Regions from separate parts of the Homo sapiens genome. Here region 2 is linked to region 1. A link is a contact called in ENCODE Hi-C or POLR2A ChIA-PET data. All regions are on one chromosome and are shown on one strand. The core of a region is the stretch at or near the end of the contact, and the rest is flanking DNA. Distances in the headings are between cores, read along the strand shown.

The links. A loop is a pair of places that touch in the nucleus more often than their neighbours do. ChIA-PET counts read pairs that join two places held with the same protein, here RNA polymerase II (POLR2A). Pooled maps may share reads with other maps.
Region 2: a loop to region 1 is called in a pooled map, with 4 times the contacts of the local background. The contact joins the enhancer-like site here to the promoter of ITFG2 in region 1. A Hi-C loop is called at or near these places in 1 of 168 maps with a recorded cell type or tissue (PC-9), 3 of 37 single-sample maps with no recorded cell type and 13 of 50 pooled maps. POLR2A ChIA-PET finds 5 or more read pairs at or near these places in 2 of 52 experiments (Caco-2 and H1).

Annotation. Positions count from the first base shown.
Region 1 is chr12:2,806,170-2,813,917 of GRCh38, forward strand. ITFG2 (integrin alpha FG-GAP repeat containing 2) reads left to right here and starts at 6,499. Exons shown (of 12, transcript NM_018463.4): 1 at 6,499-6,687. The coding sequence starts at 6,592. ITFG2-AS1 (ITFG2 antisense RNA 1) reads right to left here and starts at 6,755. Exons shown (of 4, transcript NR_146317.1): 1 at 6,393-6,755. RefSeq lists enhancers at 6,046-6,795, 6,526-6,775 and a silencer at 6,326-6,415.
Region 2 is chr12:3,030,808-3,038,555 of GRCh38, forward strand. It overlaps TEAD4 (TEA domain transcription factor 4), which reads left to right. Exons shown (of 13, transcript NM_003213.4): 11 at 7,161-7,301. Among named protein-coding and RNA genes, the nearest start is that of TSPAN9, 43 kb to the right of the region's middle. RefSeq lists an enhancer at 1,358-1,919. Within about 2 kb of position 2,849, at least 7 of the 41 ENCODE cell types and tissues checked have a DNase peak (open chromatin) inside an H3K27ac peak, as active enhancers do.

The DNA of each region.
Region 1 (7,748 bases), core at 5,249-7,748:
AAACACCTCAGAACCTTAAAACAAGTTGAAACGACAATGCATTAAGGGCAGTGCTGAATACAACCAATGTAAGAGTCTGGACATTGTAAGTAAGGAAAATTTGTTCTCTTTCTGGAATTCATTATTGCTGCCTTATGGCTACAGTTCCCCAGCTGTTTGCCAACCTCAGATGATGTGGATGCATTAACTATCCCCAGTTAGAAAACCTAGAAATAATAAAAACATTAATTTATCCTGTGCTAAATAACACTACCAATTTTTTTAATTTAATTTATTTTCTTTTTTTTTTTTTGGAGATGGAGTCTTGCTGTGTTCCCCAGGCTGGAGTGCAGTGGCGCAATCTTGGCTCACTGGAACCTCCACGTCCTAGGTTCAAGCAATTCTCTCTCAGCCTTCCAAGTGGCTGGGACCACAGGCGCACGCCACCACGCCTGGCTAATTTTTGTATTTTTAGTAGAGACAGGGTTTTGCCATATTGATCAGGCTGGTCTTGAACTCCTGACCTCAGGTGATCCACCCGCCTTGGCCTCCTAAAGTGCTGGAATTACAGGCGTGAGCCACTGCGCCCAGCCTATTTTTTTTTTCTTTTTTTTGTTTTTTTGTTTGTTTGTTTGTTTAAGACAGGGTCTCACTATTTTGCCCAGGCTCAGTGCAGTGATGCAGTTACAGCTCACTGCAGCCTCGACCTCCTGGGCTCAAGAGATCCTCCCAACTCAGCCTCCGGAGTAGCTGGGAGGGACTACAGGCACATGGCACCATGCCCAGCTTTTTTTTTTTTTTTCCAGACAGAGTGTAGCTCTTGTTGCCCAGGCTGGAGTGCAATGGCGCAATCTCAGCTCACCGCAACATGTGCCTCCCAGGTTCAAGCAATAATCCTGCCTCAGCCTCCTGAGTAGCTGGGATTACAAGTGCCTACTACCATGCCCAGCTAATTTTTGTACTTTTAATAGAGATGGGGTTTCACCATGTTGGCCAGGCTGGTCTCGAACTCCTGACCTCAGGAGATCTGCCTGCCTAAGCCTCCTAAAGTGCTGGGATTACAGGCGTGAGCCATTGTGCCCTGCCATGCTATACCAATTTGAGAGGCAAAGTAAGAGTGAATGGTCTCAGGGATGATCAAGAAAAAGCAATGCCTTTGTGAATGTCAAGGGTCCTGTGGCTAGAAGAGAGGATCAGCATGTATATTCTATATTCCATTGGATCTTCAGTCTCCTGTTTTAGAAGTGCATCAGACATAAACTGATTTGTATTTTTTTAGGTGAAATTCACATTTTTAGGTGAAACAAAGTTAACCATTTTAAATTCAACAGTTTGGTGGCCATTTAGTCTTTACAGTGTTAATCTAGTTCCAAAACGTCTTCCTCATTCTTTGTGTTTTAACCCTGTCTCCTAATGTTTAAGTGACACAGTGACAGTGAACTTCTCATCCATCAGTAGTCTTGAGCAGACAATCCTGATGAGTTAGTTCTAGGATTAAAGCGTCCCAGAGTTGGTGGTGCATTTTAACAGGGGCAAACTTGAGGAAGGCAGTGAGACTTAGTAGAGCTCTGAATAACAGCATTTCACCCGGTGCAGAGCTGCCCCACACTACTCTGCCAGTTTCTAGGACAAAAAACCTAACTTTTCCAACAGTTTAATATGCTAAGGTGTACCATGAATGAGAGAGGGGAGGGGGAAATGGTGATATAAGCCAAACCAAGCCCATTGAGAAGCCATGGACCCTGCCCCCAAGGTGGTGAGGCTCTGGGCCTCATGTTTTGAAAGATACTTGGAGACCCTGTTTCTTACCTGGGCACCCTGGGCAAACACAAACCATTCTGTCTACTGTTGGAGGATGAAGTACACAAAGAATCTTCCTAGAAATGCTTCCCACTGGCTGGGCGCAGTGGCTCACGCCTGTAATCCCATCACTTTGGGAAGCCAAGGCAGGCGGATCACGAGGTCAGGAGATCAAGACCATCCTGGCTAACACGGTGAAACCCCGTCTCTACTAAAAATACACACACAAAAAAAAAATTAGCTGGGTGTGGTGGCGGGAGCCTGTAGTCCCAGTTACTGGGGAGGCTGAGGCAGGAGAATGGTGTGAACCTGGGAGGTGGAGCTTGCAGTGAGTCAAGAGCGCGCCACTGCACTTCAGCCTGAGCGACAGAGTAAGACTCCATCTTAAAAAAAAAAAAAAAGAAAGAAACGCTCCCCACTTAATCCCCCCATCCCCTCCTATGGAGATTTCTATTGTTTGTAAAGAATATGCCACTCATATAACTGTATCCATGTCACCTAACCAGGAAGATACCCTAATTAGACAGTTTTGGGGAGCAAGACAAAAACCAGCAGAAAGAGTGCTTGGCTTAGACAAGATGGAGTTTAGATGGTGCCCAAAGAGACCTAGCAACCTTCCAACTAGAAAGGGGCCAAGACCAGGAGTGCTCTTTGTGGAGCCAGGGATCTGTCCATATGGCTTGACAATGCCTAGTCATACAAAACACTCACTGGACTTAAAGTAACTGATGCAAGGTGGGGAGAGGCACAGGCATGGAAGGACTTCACTTGTGCCCTATTTCTTGGAGACCTATCTTTCCTGCCTAACTTTATTTGGCTCTCTTGACAAAAGCCAAAAAGTGTGGTATAGAAGTTGTGATCATACGTCTAGGCATGGTGGCCTGTAATCCCAGCACTTTGGGAGGCCGAGCACTTTGATCACCTGAGGTCAAGAGTTCAAGACCAGCCTGGCCAACATGGTGAAACCCTGTCTCTACTACAAAAAAAATTATCTGGGCATGGTCGTGGACACCTGTAATCCCAGCTACTCGGGAGGCTGAGGCAGGAGAATCGCTTGAACCCGGGAGGCGGAGGTTGCGGTGAGCCAAGATCGCACCATTGCACTCCAGCCTGGGCAAGAAGAGTGAAACTCAAAAAAGTGAAAAAGAAGGCCAGACACAGTGGCTCACGCCTGTAATCCCAGCACTTTGGGAGGCTGAGGTGGGTGGATCATGAGGTCAGGAGATTGAGACCATCCTGGCTAACACAGTGAAACCCATTCTCTACTAAAAATACAAAAAATTAGCCGGGTGTGGTGGCGGGTGCCTGTAGTCTCAGCTTCTCGGGAGGCTGAGGCAGGACAATGGCGTGAACCCGGAGGGCAGAGCTTGCAGTGAGCTGAGATCGTGCCACTGCACTCAGCCTAGGCGACAGAGCGAGACTCCATCTCAAAAAAAAAAAAAAGTAAAAAAGAAGTTGTGATCATAATTACATGACCTTCATGGCAAACATATTCTACAATTAAAAACAGACACCCCGTGTCACAGAAAGATCCAGACCAAGAAACCCAAATGATGAGGAAGATAAAACTAAGGCACTGGGGAATCCTGGGTTGGGGTCTGATCTTAGATAACTGGGTCAGGCCAAGGCACCTGATGAAAGAAGCTGGGTGATCTCATCTCTTGTTCTGAGTTATTTAGTAATATATTTTTTTAAAACCACTTCAGAGGCCGGGCGTGGTGGCTCATGCCTATAATCTCAGCACTTTGGGAGGCCGAGGCAGGCAGATCACAAGGTCAGGAGTTCAAGACCAGCCTGGCCAATATGGTGAAACCCCGTCTCTACTAAAAATACAAAAACAATTGGCTGGGCGTGGTGGCAGTCTCCTGTAGTCCCAGCTACTCAGGAGGCTAAGGCAGGAGAATCGCTTGAACCCGGGAGGCGGAGGTTGCAGTGAGCCGAGATCGTGTCATTGCACTCCAGCCTGGGTGACAGAGGGAGACTGCCTCAGAAAAAAAGAAAGAAAGAAAGAAAAAACCATTTCAGAGGTAAAGTTTTTTTTTTTTTTTTTTTTTTGGAGACAGAGTCTCACTTTCACCCAGCCTGGAGTGCAGTGACACCACCTTGGCTCACTGCAACCTCTGCCTCTTGGGCTCAGGAGATCTTCCCGCCTCAGCCTCCTGAGTAGCTGGGACCACAGGCATGCACCACTATGCCCAGCTAATTTTTGCATTTTTGGTGGAGTCATGGTTTTGCCATGTTGTCCAGGCTGGTCTTGAACTCCTGAGCTCAAGTGATCTGCCTGCCTCAGTCTCCAAAAGTGCTGGAATTACAGGCATGAGCCTCCACAGCCAACCTAGAGGTGAACATTTTGATACTGGTTTTGGTTTTCCCACCCCTTAAAGGCCTAATATGAAGCTTAGGATTTGAACTAGGATGAGAGAATAGAGATGGGGTAGAACACGGGGTGAGGGAGCATGCAACTGCTCTGTAAATGAGAAAATGTATTCAAAGCACCAGGAATACCTGTGGGACCCAGTGCCTTTTAATGGACCTGGCCATCCCACAGTACACAACCAGAAATATGAACTTGTAACACAGTTCAGCTTCAGAATATATCTGCAGTCTCCAGTATTTGTCCAGACTTCCTCCAGTTTACTGTTCTGACCTGCTGTTCTTTCTTACCTGGCTGTCAGATCCACTGGGACATCTAGGAAAAAATCTGCCACCCCCTTCCCCCAAGAAAAGGTCTTGCCCTCCAGCCTCCTCCCACTATGTACAGACATAGAAAGTAGGGACAAGCCGGGCATGGTGGCTCACGCTTGTAATCCCACCTACCTGGGAGGCTGAGACACAAGATCTCGAGCCTGGGAGGCGGAGGTTGCAATGAGCCCAGATCGCACCACTGCACTCCAGAGCAAGACTCTCAAAGAAAAAAAAGAAAGAAAAAGAAAAAAGGGGCCGGGCGCAGTGGCTCACGCCTGTAATTCCAGCACTTTGGGAGGCCGAGGCGGGCAGATCAAGAGGTCAAGAGATCAAGACCATTCTGGCCAACATGGTGAAACCCCGTCTCTACTAAAAGTACAAAAATTAGCTGGGCGGCCGGGCGCCGGTGGCTCATGCCTGTAATCCCAGCACTTTGGAAGGCCGAGGCGGGTGGATCACGAGGTCAGGAGATCGAGACCATCCTGGCTAACACGGTGAAACGCCGTCTCTACTAAAAATACAAAAAATTCTCCTTGAGTGGTAGCGGGCGCTTGTAGTCCCAGCTACTCCGGAGGCTGAGGCAGGAGAATGGCTTGAGCCCGGGAGGCGGAGCTTGCAGCGAGCCGAGATCGCACCACTGCACTCCAGCCTGGGTGACAGAGCGAGACTCCGTCTCAAAAAAAAAAAAAATTAAATTAAATTAAATTAAAAATTAGCTGGGCGTGGTGGCGCTCGCCTGTAGTCTCAGCTACTCGGGAGGCTGAGGCAGGAGAACTGCTTGAACCTGGGAGGCAGAGGTTGCAGTGAGCCGAGATTGCGCCACTGCACTACAGCCTGGGCAACAGAGCGAGACTCTGTCTCAAAAAAAAATAAAAATAAAAATAAAAAAAAAAAAGATAAAAAGGAACAGCCCCTGGTCCAAAATCCCAGATAAGGTAGAATCATTTTTTTTTTTTTTTTGAAACACCAAGTGCGAGTCAGCCTGGGTTTTTAGACCTAAATCTAAAAATGTATTGAACACCTGTATGATTTCATAAATATTGCCCTGATTGACGAGGCACCCCAAAGAAAGGCAGAACTGGATTCAACATGGAAAGAAAGTATCCCAAGAAGCCAGCCATGAGAGTGACAGTCCCATCTGTGCTACAAGAGTAAGGCTACTGAGGTTGAGATGCAAGAGCTTTGTGCTGGGGGGCCACAAGACAGAGCAGATCCGGAATCCAGGCAACCTTCACTTCCAGCCTGAAGACTCTCCTACGAACTATGATAGTAAATGATGGAGAGGCCCTAGGGTTTGGGATCAAACAATTCTGGTTTGAGCACGCACCCCGCCCCACAATCCTTCCTTCTGCCATTTTACTTAATCTTGCTGAACCTGTTTTCCTCAGCCAAAAAAAAAAAAAGCTCGCATAGTGGCTGAACTAATTATGTGAAATATGTGAAATGTGCTTTGCAGCAGGTGGCTTTTAAACTATTGACCAGAAAACACATACACTGAAAAAAAAAATTTTTTTTACATTATAAGCCAGTATACACATATAAGTATATACAATTGAAACAAGAGTTTCACAAAAACTGTACTTACCTTACTACCTGGGAGTCACTTGGTATATTACTATTGTATTTAATTTTTTATATGCTGATTGCAACTCACTACATTGTTTTCACTCCTAATGGGTAGTTTTTTAAAAACACTTTTCAAAACCATGCAATTATCAGTTATTACGAAGATTAGTAAGATTCTCAGGAATGGTCTGATGGCTAGGAATCTTCATTGCCAGGGAAACAAAGGAAAAAGGTCAAGGTTATTAGGTCAAGCCCTTGGGAGCCCTGTTGCCAAGGGAACAGATCGACCCCCGTCAGGGTTGGTTTACCCACGGTCTGCAGCCCTGTGGAGAAAAGGAGTGGCCCGTGGGCCTGTCACTCACATCAGAGTTGGGAAGCCCGCCTCCAAGCCCGGAAGACCCGCCTCCTCTGTAAGGTTAAAGGAGGAAGAGGCAGAGATTGGAGGTTCAGGCAGTGACGTAACTTGCTGCCTTAGGTGGCCTTCCGCTCTGGCGGCTGTCGCGACGGGGGTTCAGGGAATATTTACTGGGCCTCTCCGCTCCCTCTGCTCTTGGAGGTGCCATGAGGTCAGTTAGCTACGTGCAGCGCGTGGCGCTGGAGTTCAGCGGGAGCCTCTTCCCGCACGCAATCTGCCTCGGAGACGTTGATAACGATACGGTAGGTGCATGCGCACCGCAAGAGACAGCCTGGATCTGTGCAGGGACGGGGCAAGGGAAGTGGAAGAGGCCGCCCGAGCGTGCCACGTGAGCGTGAGCATGCGCGCTGTGGCTAGTTTGGAGCGCTAGAGAGAAAAACTTTATTGATAGCTTCAGTGTTCGTGGTTGGTTTTGTTCCTTGGGAGGTTTTGTTTGTTTTTTGAGACAGGCTCCGTCTGTCACCCAGGCTGGAGTGCAGTGGCTTGATTTCGGCTCACCGCAACCTCTGCCTCCCGGGCTCGAGCGATTCTCCTACCTCAGCCTCCCAAGGGGCTGGGATTACAGGCGCCCGCCACCACGCCCGACTAATTTTTGTGTTTTTAGTAGAGGTGGGGTTTCACCATGTTGGCCCAAAGTGCTGGGACTACAGGCCTGAGCCATCGTGCCCAGCCCTTCTCGTTTTTTAAATAAATTACCACAGGTCAAGCAGGTAAAACAATGCCTGGCACACAGTTTAGTGCTCACTTAAGTGTTAGTGGTGGTGGTGGTGGTGTTAGTATTTTATTCTGTTTTTCTGCAAATCTTTACTGAACTGCTCATTATGCACCAAGGACTCTGCTACATTCTAGGAATTCAAAAATGAACGAGAGAGTTCCAGTCCTCAGATAGCTCATAATCAAGCTGTGTAATAGTCACCGGATAATAAAATGTAATGAGATGCATTGACTAAAGTATGGAGAGGATTCTCCGGTGGAGCATTAAAGGGAATAGTGTCTGATGCTCTTTTTTTTGCAGACTTTATCTTTTCATTTATCATCTATTTCATAGTTCTAATGCAAAGCACTGTATTGCCCCCTTCTACCCTCTGCCCTATCTTCCTACTCGGCCTCCCTGCTTCACAGTTCCTTAACTGTCCTGTACTTATTTCCCACCGCCCCCTAGTGCTGTGATGCAGAAGGTATCTTATGAGGCCTTTTTTGGCTCTACCCTCTCTGGGGAGGAAAGAGTTATTCTCATAAATTTGTGTTATGTTTTCTGGGCTTTCGTGTTTCTTCATGAACTGCCAAGCAGTCCAATTTTATG
Region 2 (7,748 bases), core at 1,599-4,098, 220 kb after region 1:
GAGGAGTGCTGGGTGGACGGTCATGGCCACGTGCGTAGCCAGGGAAATATTTGTTAGCCCTTCTCCTTAAGCGATGAGGAGTCATTTAAGGTTTTCGAACAGGGCAGGACGTGGCCAGGGTTGTGCTTAGTTGGTTAACTCTGGCACCCAGACTGGAAGCAGGTGTGAGACTCCTGCAGTGGAGACCAGGCAAGACGCATGTGCCTCCTGAGGACCTCGGCCGAGAGGCTGGCTTCAGGGTGTGGCGTGGGAGGCAGGATGCTGTCCACTTTTTCTCAGGAGGGGCTTAAATCATCTCCCAGTCTCCCGTCCAGCCCCGGTTGTGGGAATTGGAACCTGTACAGCTGGCAGTGGCGCTTCCCAACCCTGCTGTGAGTCTGAGGGGGCCCCCAGCCCCCTGGAGAAGCCTTCACCCTTGCTTGAGCACTCACCGCCCCCGGCCTGTCCAGGCTCAGCCCTGACTCAGCGGAAGGAGCTTAGGCGAGCTGATCTGTGGCTCTTTCCCGGCATGGCTCAGGACCCTGGGGATACAGTTGGGGTCAGAGCGGAGACCCAGTTGGCAGTGGCAGGAAGCACTCATGGGAACACTGCCTTGGAGCGGGAGGTGGCATGTCCGGGACCCTCTTGCACTAGCTCCTGCCTTTAGCTATTGGTGATATTCTGTGTTCTTCTAGCCACCCTCCAGATAAGGACCATCCTAGGTCTCTTGTTTCACAAGTAGGGGAAACTGAGGCATGGAGTAAGCAGGGCCTGGCCCTGAGTCCCCCAGCCAGGGTGACCTCTGTCCTGTGGGCACTCCTGTTGGATACATGCTGTGAGATAGATGGGCCCAGATAGACTGAGAGAGATGACAGCTGCACTCTTCTCACCACGTTACATACAGTCACACGTCTCATCCTCACCACAGCCAAGACTGGATAACCTCATCTGCAGAGGGGAAACTGAGGTACAGACAGGTAGAATCACCTGCCAAAGGTTGCCCAGTTCATAGTACCAGACCCATACCAGACCACGGGTCCATACCTGAGCAGCCTGACCCCAGGGTGTGTGCTTGGAGCCACCATACTAAACAGTCCTCCTTGCGAAGTCACTGGCTGCCCTCCATGCAGCATCCTGGAGCTTCTCCTGCTCCCACTGGAGAAGGCTCTGAATTGTCTAAAACAGATCCCCAGCCCCCTGAGGAACAGCAGGCAGTGGCAGCGTGGGGAGAGCAGACTTAGCTCTGTGCAGTCAATGTAGAGCCAGCCCCTTGGGCTTCTTGGGCGTTCTCGACCTCAGATATCCCTTCCAGAAAATAGGGCAGTGGCCCTGCGTGGAGACTAAGGTTGCCAGGAAGGAAGGAGGACCTAGAAGGTACTTTTCCAAACTTGGTAGTGGCCTGTGTCCTCTCTTTCTTTCTGACTCTTAGGGGAGTTTGGAGGTGGGGGTTGATGGGAGAAGAGAGGGTTGGGACAGCTGGTGCCAAAGACATGGGATTCAGCAGGTTCCCTTGTGGACCGTGTGCTCCAGCCGTGTGCTGTACGGACCCAGCGCGGCCCTCGGCTTCCAGGAGCTCGCACTCTGGATGGGAGGATCCAGCGCGAGTCTCGGGGTCCTGGGACAGGAGCCGCTGGACAGGGGGCTGTGGTGTGCCCCCCAGCAAGGCCCTTCTGATGTGTCATGGCAGGGCACGGTGGGCAGCAGTTGGCCCCAGCTGGGGCAGAGTCTCAGTTCTACCACTTGAGAACTGTGTCCTGGGCAAATATTGGCTTCTCTGTGCCTCTGCTTCTTTGTGTGAATAGTCAGCAGTTTGATCTTGGGGACCTGCCAGGGGCTGTGTCGCTGAAGACCCCGTGTATGTGGCCGGCTGGTACTGAGTGGGGGGCTGTGGCCTGCCCTTGCCCCACCCCTTGCCTGAGCCCTCTGAGTGCCAGCGGCCTGGGCAGGTGAAATCAGAGATGAGGGAGCGCCGGAGGCCAGGGCACCTTGGCGGTCATCTGCTCCCTCCTCCGCATGTGTGGGGCGGGCAGAGGCACCAGAGGAAGACACATATGTGACGGGGAAAGGTACATATTCGTGTTTGCTGACAATGAGACTTTGCGTCAATCGTGGGTCCTCACAGGCTGCCCCGGCTCCCCCCGCATCGGGAAGCTCCTGTCTTCTGCTCCCTGGCCTGGTCCCGCCTTCCCCCTCCATCAGCTGGTGTGAACTTGGCCACACACAGTTAGGAAGGAAAACTGCTCAGGCAAGGAAACGGTGTCGCCTCTCCCGGAGCCTTTCTTTTCCTGCCTGGCTGTTTTCTCAGTCCTGGCTCCCAGGCCCTGAATGTGTGTGCTGGAGAGGCAATCAGAACCCCCTTGGAGTGGGAGGAGGACTTGTCCGTCTCCAGTCCAGCCTCCCTGCCTGTCCCCTGAGTTACTGCTCTTACTGAGGGCGCTGTGGTGGTCATTCATAGACTCTCGGACTGCTGGGACACATTTCCAGCTAGAAGTGGCATCTGCCAGCCTGAAGGGCTGAGGCTGCTAGGGCTGTGCACAGCCTCAGCCCTATCTGCTGAGCGCCACGGGGCCTGGAGCGAGGGACTGATGCGATGAAGCTCCCTTCCTCCCCCAGAGCCCCGCAAGTCCAGCAGAGGCCACCTGTCTCTGGGGCCGGTGAGAGGGGGCCTTTGGTGGCCATTAACGCCGCTCTGCACATTGGAAATGCCAGGCAGAGCCGGGCTGCACCGTGGAGGCAGCAGAGTACCCCAGGCCTTCCTCCCATCTCAGCCTGCTCTTCCCTTTCAGTCCCTGACATTTCTCCCAGGCACATACCAGCACATGACAATGAATCTGAGCCCCTCCAGGCCCCCACACCCGGGCTGCGGCTGTCTCTGCTCATCTGTCAGTCACCCGATCCCCCACACCTGTTCCAGGCACAGCTGCCCACCCGCACGCACAGCTATGAATAGGGCGGAGGGAGGGTTGCAAGGGGGCACTCACAGGGCAGGGGACCGGGGCAGCTCTCATTTTTTCTTAGGCCAAGAAGCGTAGCTTGTTTTGGGTGGTTGCTCAGTGTGGGGGGATATGAGGGTGGACAGGAAATGTCAGGAAGGAGTATAGCTGCAGGAGAAGGGGTGAGGCTGTAATTAGAAGGATCCAGGCACTGAGGACGAGTCGAGGTGCTCTGGGGCGGTTCGTCCGTGTCGCCGGCTGGTGTGTTCCGGGTTTATGCAGTGTGAACATGAGTTCTGGGGCTGATTGTGGGATCTCTCTTTCTCCCCCTGACCCATTGCTCAACCCTAGCACTTGCATTCTATTTGTTCTCCCGATTATAAATTCCCTGAGAGCAGAAACAATGTCTCAACCTCTCTGGGCCCCCCTGCCTCTAGCACTGCTGGCCTGGGCTGGACAAATGGGCACCTGAGCGATGGGAAGAGCCAGGGAGTGGGAGCTGATGACAGAAGAGTGTATCTGAGATGGGGGTGGAGCTGGGGCGCAGAACTCTCAGGGTGAGCAGGACAGGGTAGGTTCCTGCTTGCGCCTGAGGGACCTTGCTCTTCCCACTGGTGCCACCCGGAGGTGAGAGGGTGAACAGCCGCCTGCAACCTTGATTGAAGGCCCACCCTACTAAGGCCCTGGGAGAGCTTAGTTCTTGCCTCCAGGGAGCATCGTATCTGGAAGGGGGCAAGGACATCTGGACAGATTATGACAAGCAGGGTAATAGAGGGGGATCTGCCAATTGCTCCTGGGGGCTGGGGGCAGCCGCTGCCTCTGTGTGTCTGGAAGAGCTGGGAGGTGTGGATGCCAGTCCTTCCCAGCTTGGCACACTGGATTCTTCTAAGATGGCACGTGAATATGCATTTTTTTAAATAGTTAAGTAGTTGCCCAGGCTCAGTGGCTCATTCTTGTAATCCCCCCACTTTGGGAAGCTGAGGCAGGAGGATCACTTGAGCCCAGGAGTTCGAGACCAGCCTGGGCAACATGGCGAAGCCCTATCCCTGTGTTTTAAAATAACTTTATTTGAAAATATGGAAAATAGTTATAGGCCAGACGCGGTGGCTCACGCCTATAATCCCAACACTTTGGGAGGCCGAGGCAGGTGGATCACTTGAGGCCAGGAGTTCGTGACCAGCCTGGCCGATATGGTGAAACCCCACCTCTACTAAAAAAAAAAAATACAAAAACTAGCCGAGCGTGGTGGTGGGCACCTGTAATCTCAGCTACTCAGGAGGCTGAGGCAGAAGAATCACTTGAACCCGGCAGGCGAAGGTTGCAGTGAGCTGAGATTGCACCACCACACTCCAGCCCAGGCGACAGAGCGAGATTCCGTCTCAAAAAATAAAATTAAAAAAATAGTTATATAGTTATTTTCATATATATTAGAAAGAATAGAATCCTTGATTTCATGGATTTATTGCTTAGAATGGAATTAAGGAATAAAAGTGAGTTGATTTCAAAGAATCAGGATGTGTCGTAGATGGCACATGAATGTGGCATTGATCAGAGGGACCATGCGCGGTTAAAATCTGAGGGTCACCACCATTGATGCCTGGCCTCACCTCTTGGTGTTCCCCACCATGTCCAGTGCATCCTTCCCAGGCAGCTGGGCTTCCTGCCAGCGGCATTTCAGGCATTGTTCACATTTTTGCCCTGTGCTTCCAGCTACAGAATATGTCCTGAGCACACAAACTGTCCCCCAGGCCCTTTTTAGGAACAGTCTGACAAAGTCAGTCTCCTAGGAGGAGCAGGTGACTTCGAGAAAATAGGAGACAGGCCAGGTGCAGTGGTTCACACCTGCAATCCCAACACTTTGGGAGGCCAAGGTGAGAGGATCACTTGAGGTCAAGAGTTTGAGACCAGCCTAGGAAACAGCGAGACCCTGCCTCTACAAAAAATTTAAAAATTAGCCAGGTGTGGTGGCACATGCCTATAATCCTGGCTACTCAGGAGGCTGAGGTGGGAAGACTGCTTGAATCCAGGAGTTCGAGGCTGCAGTGAGCCGTGATCATACCACTGTACTCCAGCCTGAGTGACAGAACAAGATTCTGTCTTTAACAAAAAAAAAAAAAAAGAAGAAGAAGAAGAAAACAGGAGCCCGAAAGCCTGGGTTCTGGTCCCATTCACCTTATATTTGCCTGTAAGACCTTCGGCCAGTCACAGCCACAGTTAAATCTAGTCCGGCAGAGGCCTCAGCCACCTCTGCCATGCCATCCTGGGCACCCTGCCTACAATGTGTCATCCCCTCCCTCCCAGCATCACAGATGGAGACAGAGTGGGGAGACTGAGGCCAGCTCAGGGGTGGTAGTGGAGGGTGTTTAGGATAAATGCTGCTGTCTGTTTCAGAGGCTGAGCATTGACACGAATGCTTTTTTTCCCTAAAGGCCTCATCAAAGCCGAGGCAGGTGCACTGAACCATATGCCATTCTGTTTCAGCATGAAAACAGCCTTTTTTTCCTCATCATAAACGTAATCCACCCTCATTCTGCTCCGTAGCCTGCTTTCCCACTCAGTGTGTTTGTAGTCATCCATGATAATAAATGCAGGTCCTTCTCAGCGTTTTTTTGTGGCTACATAATGTTTCTATTGTGCTATAGACAATCAACACCCACCGCCAGTCTAGAGAAAGGTCCTGCTCTGGGAAAACTTCTCCAAAGGAGAGAAAAATAACGATTGAGTGTCCCCTCATGGCCAGTAGTAGAATTGCTTGGTGCCTGGCTCTGAATCTGACCAAAACCTTCCTGGGGTTCTAGGGATCCCCTTATCTTTGCACAGAAGAGTCCTTGGTGTCAGAACCTTGACCAAGGCCTGACGCTTTACTGCATTCGTAGGGCTGCGCTCTGGGCACAGCTTGCAGTGATTTCAGACCGGGGTGTGGGTGGGAGGAGCGGCCTCCCCTGAGAATAAGCCTTTGTAATGTGCCTGTGCGTTGTTTCTGAGTCTTGACTTGTTCTCTTAGCACCCCTGGCTCAGATGGGGTGATTTGATGTGGGGCTGGAGTTCTGGGCATGGGGACCCCTAAGGCGTAGGGCTTCAGGAATACAATTCCTGCCTCAGAGTCCCCAAAGCACCAAATTGTCTCATCTGGTGCCTTCCTTTCTTCGCTGTGGCACTCTGCTGGTTTGGGACAAGTATTGGGGTTGGAGGCTGAAGACCTGGGGTCTTTCACTTACTAGTTGGATGGTGTTGGGCAAGGCTAACAGTCAGGACCCCTCATGGATAAAACCGAGGCCGTGGTTTTGGGTGTGAGATCAGCACAGAGTCTTACTCCGCCTTTTCTAGAAGGGAAGTTTCAGATCAGCCCCACATCCAGCAGGAGGCCCCCTGGGCTCTGTTTTCATCAGGGGAAGGAAGAGCAGCCTGTCTGAGGCAAGGTGAGAAGCTGACCTAGAGGACCAGTGTCTGGGCCTGTGAAGGGCCTTGTGAGCCAGGCCGGGGACCAAGACTCCTGTCCCTTGTGGCTAAATGGCTCAATGAGACGGTGAAGTGACTTGACTTCTGAAGAGATTCCCGGGGCAGTTAAGAGAATGAACCAAAGGGAGGGACAGCTGGTGCTGGGGAGATTGCTCTGGAGGCTGAAGCAGAGATGTCAAAAGATCCAAGGTGACGGGACCCAGCAGTGCCTAGAGGGGGAAGAGGCCAGCCCCAGAGCCGTTTCTGAGGGAGCATCGATCAGGTCTCTGGCGAGACAAGAGGATGAGACAGGAGCAGCATTCACCCCTTCCACCCTCCCCACTGCCGGTCTCTTGCCCTGGTTTTCTGTTCTCATGCTTCCTGCACTATCAAAATTGACTCTGGAATAATTCTGATAGACGCATTCAAACTAAAATAGAGCTGACTGGTAGAGATTCAAACCTTTGCAGTTTAACAAGAACAAAGTCTTAGACTATGAAACTTGAAATCTTAAAGATGGAATCTGGGGCTCCCACCTGCTGGGTGTGTTAATATCTGGGCAGGCAGCAGTGGCCTGAAACTGTGTGGGTCCCAGTGTCCTCTTTTCCCATGATTTAGGCAACACGACCTGATTTTGTACCAGGCAGAGATGTAGAGGAATGTGGAAGCTTTCTGGCGTCCTACTGTCTACCCTCAGTCTGATTTCTTCCCAGCCCTAGAGCCGGGACCGGGACCCTGAGGTCTCCTTGATGCTCCCGTCTGACATGGCACCTGCTGACACTCCCTCGCCTTCCCACTGTCTCCCTCCAGGCAGACCTCAACACCAACATCGAGGATGAAGGCAGCTCCTTCTATGGGGTCTCCAGCCAGTATGAGAGCCCCGAGAACATGATCATCACCTGCTCCACGAAGGTCTGCTCTTTCGGCAAGCAGGTGGTGGAGAAAGTTGAGGTAGGAGGCCACCCTGGCGGGTGAGGGCCGGTGGCAGTGGTCTGTGTTTGCTGGGCATGGCTTCCATTTGCTTTCAGGAGGAATGCCCTCCGTTAGGGAGCCAGGATAATCCCTTGTTGCCTTCCCTGTCTGCTGTCAGTGCTGTGTGCCTCCCACACTCCCCTTGGCACCAGTGTCCTGCCCAGCTAACCAGAGCCATTGCTGCCCTTTCAGGATCTTCCAAGCACGTCCTTGCAGGCACCCCCGGTCCTCTCCAAGAGCAGAGCCGCAGCACAGGCAGAGCCCTGGGCATCTACCTAGTCCAGCCCTCTGGCTTCACAGTGGAGGCCCAGAGAGAGCGGAGGCCTCCCACCAATCGCCCGCACATGGTCACACAGCTCATTAGTGCAGAAGCAGGGCTAAGATCTCTGTCCCCTGCTCACTTTGAACTCCATGAATGCCTAAAAC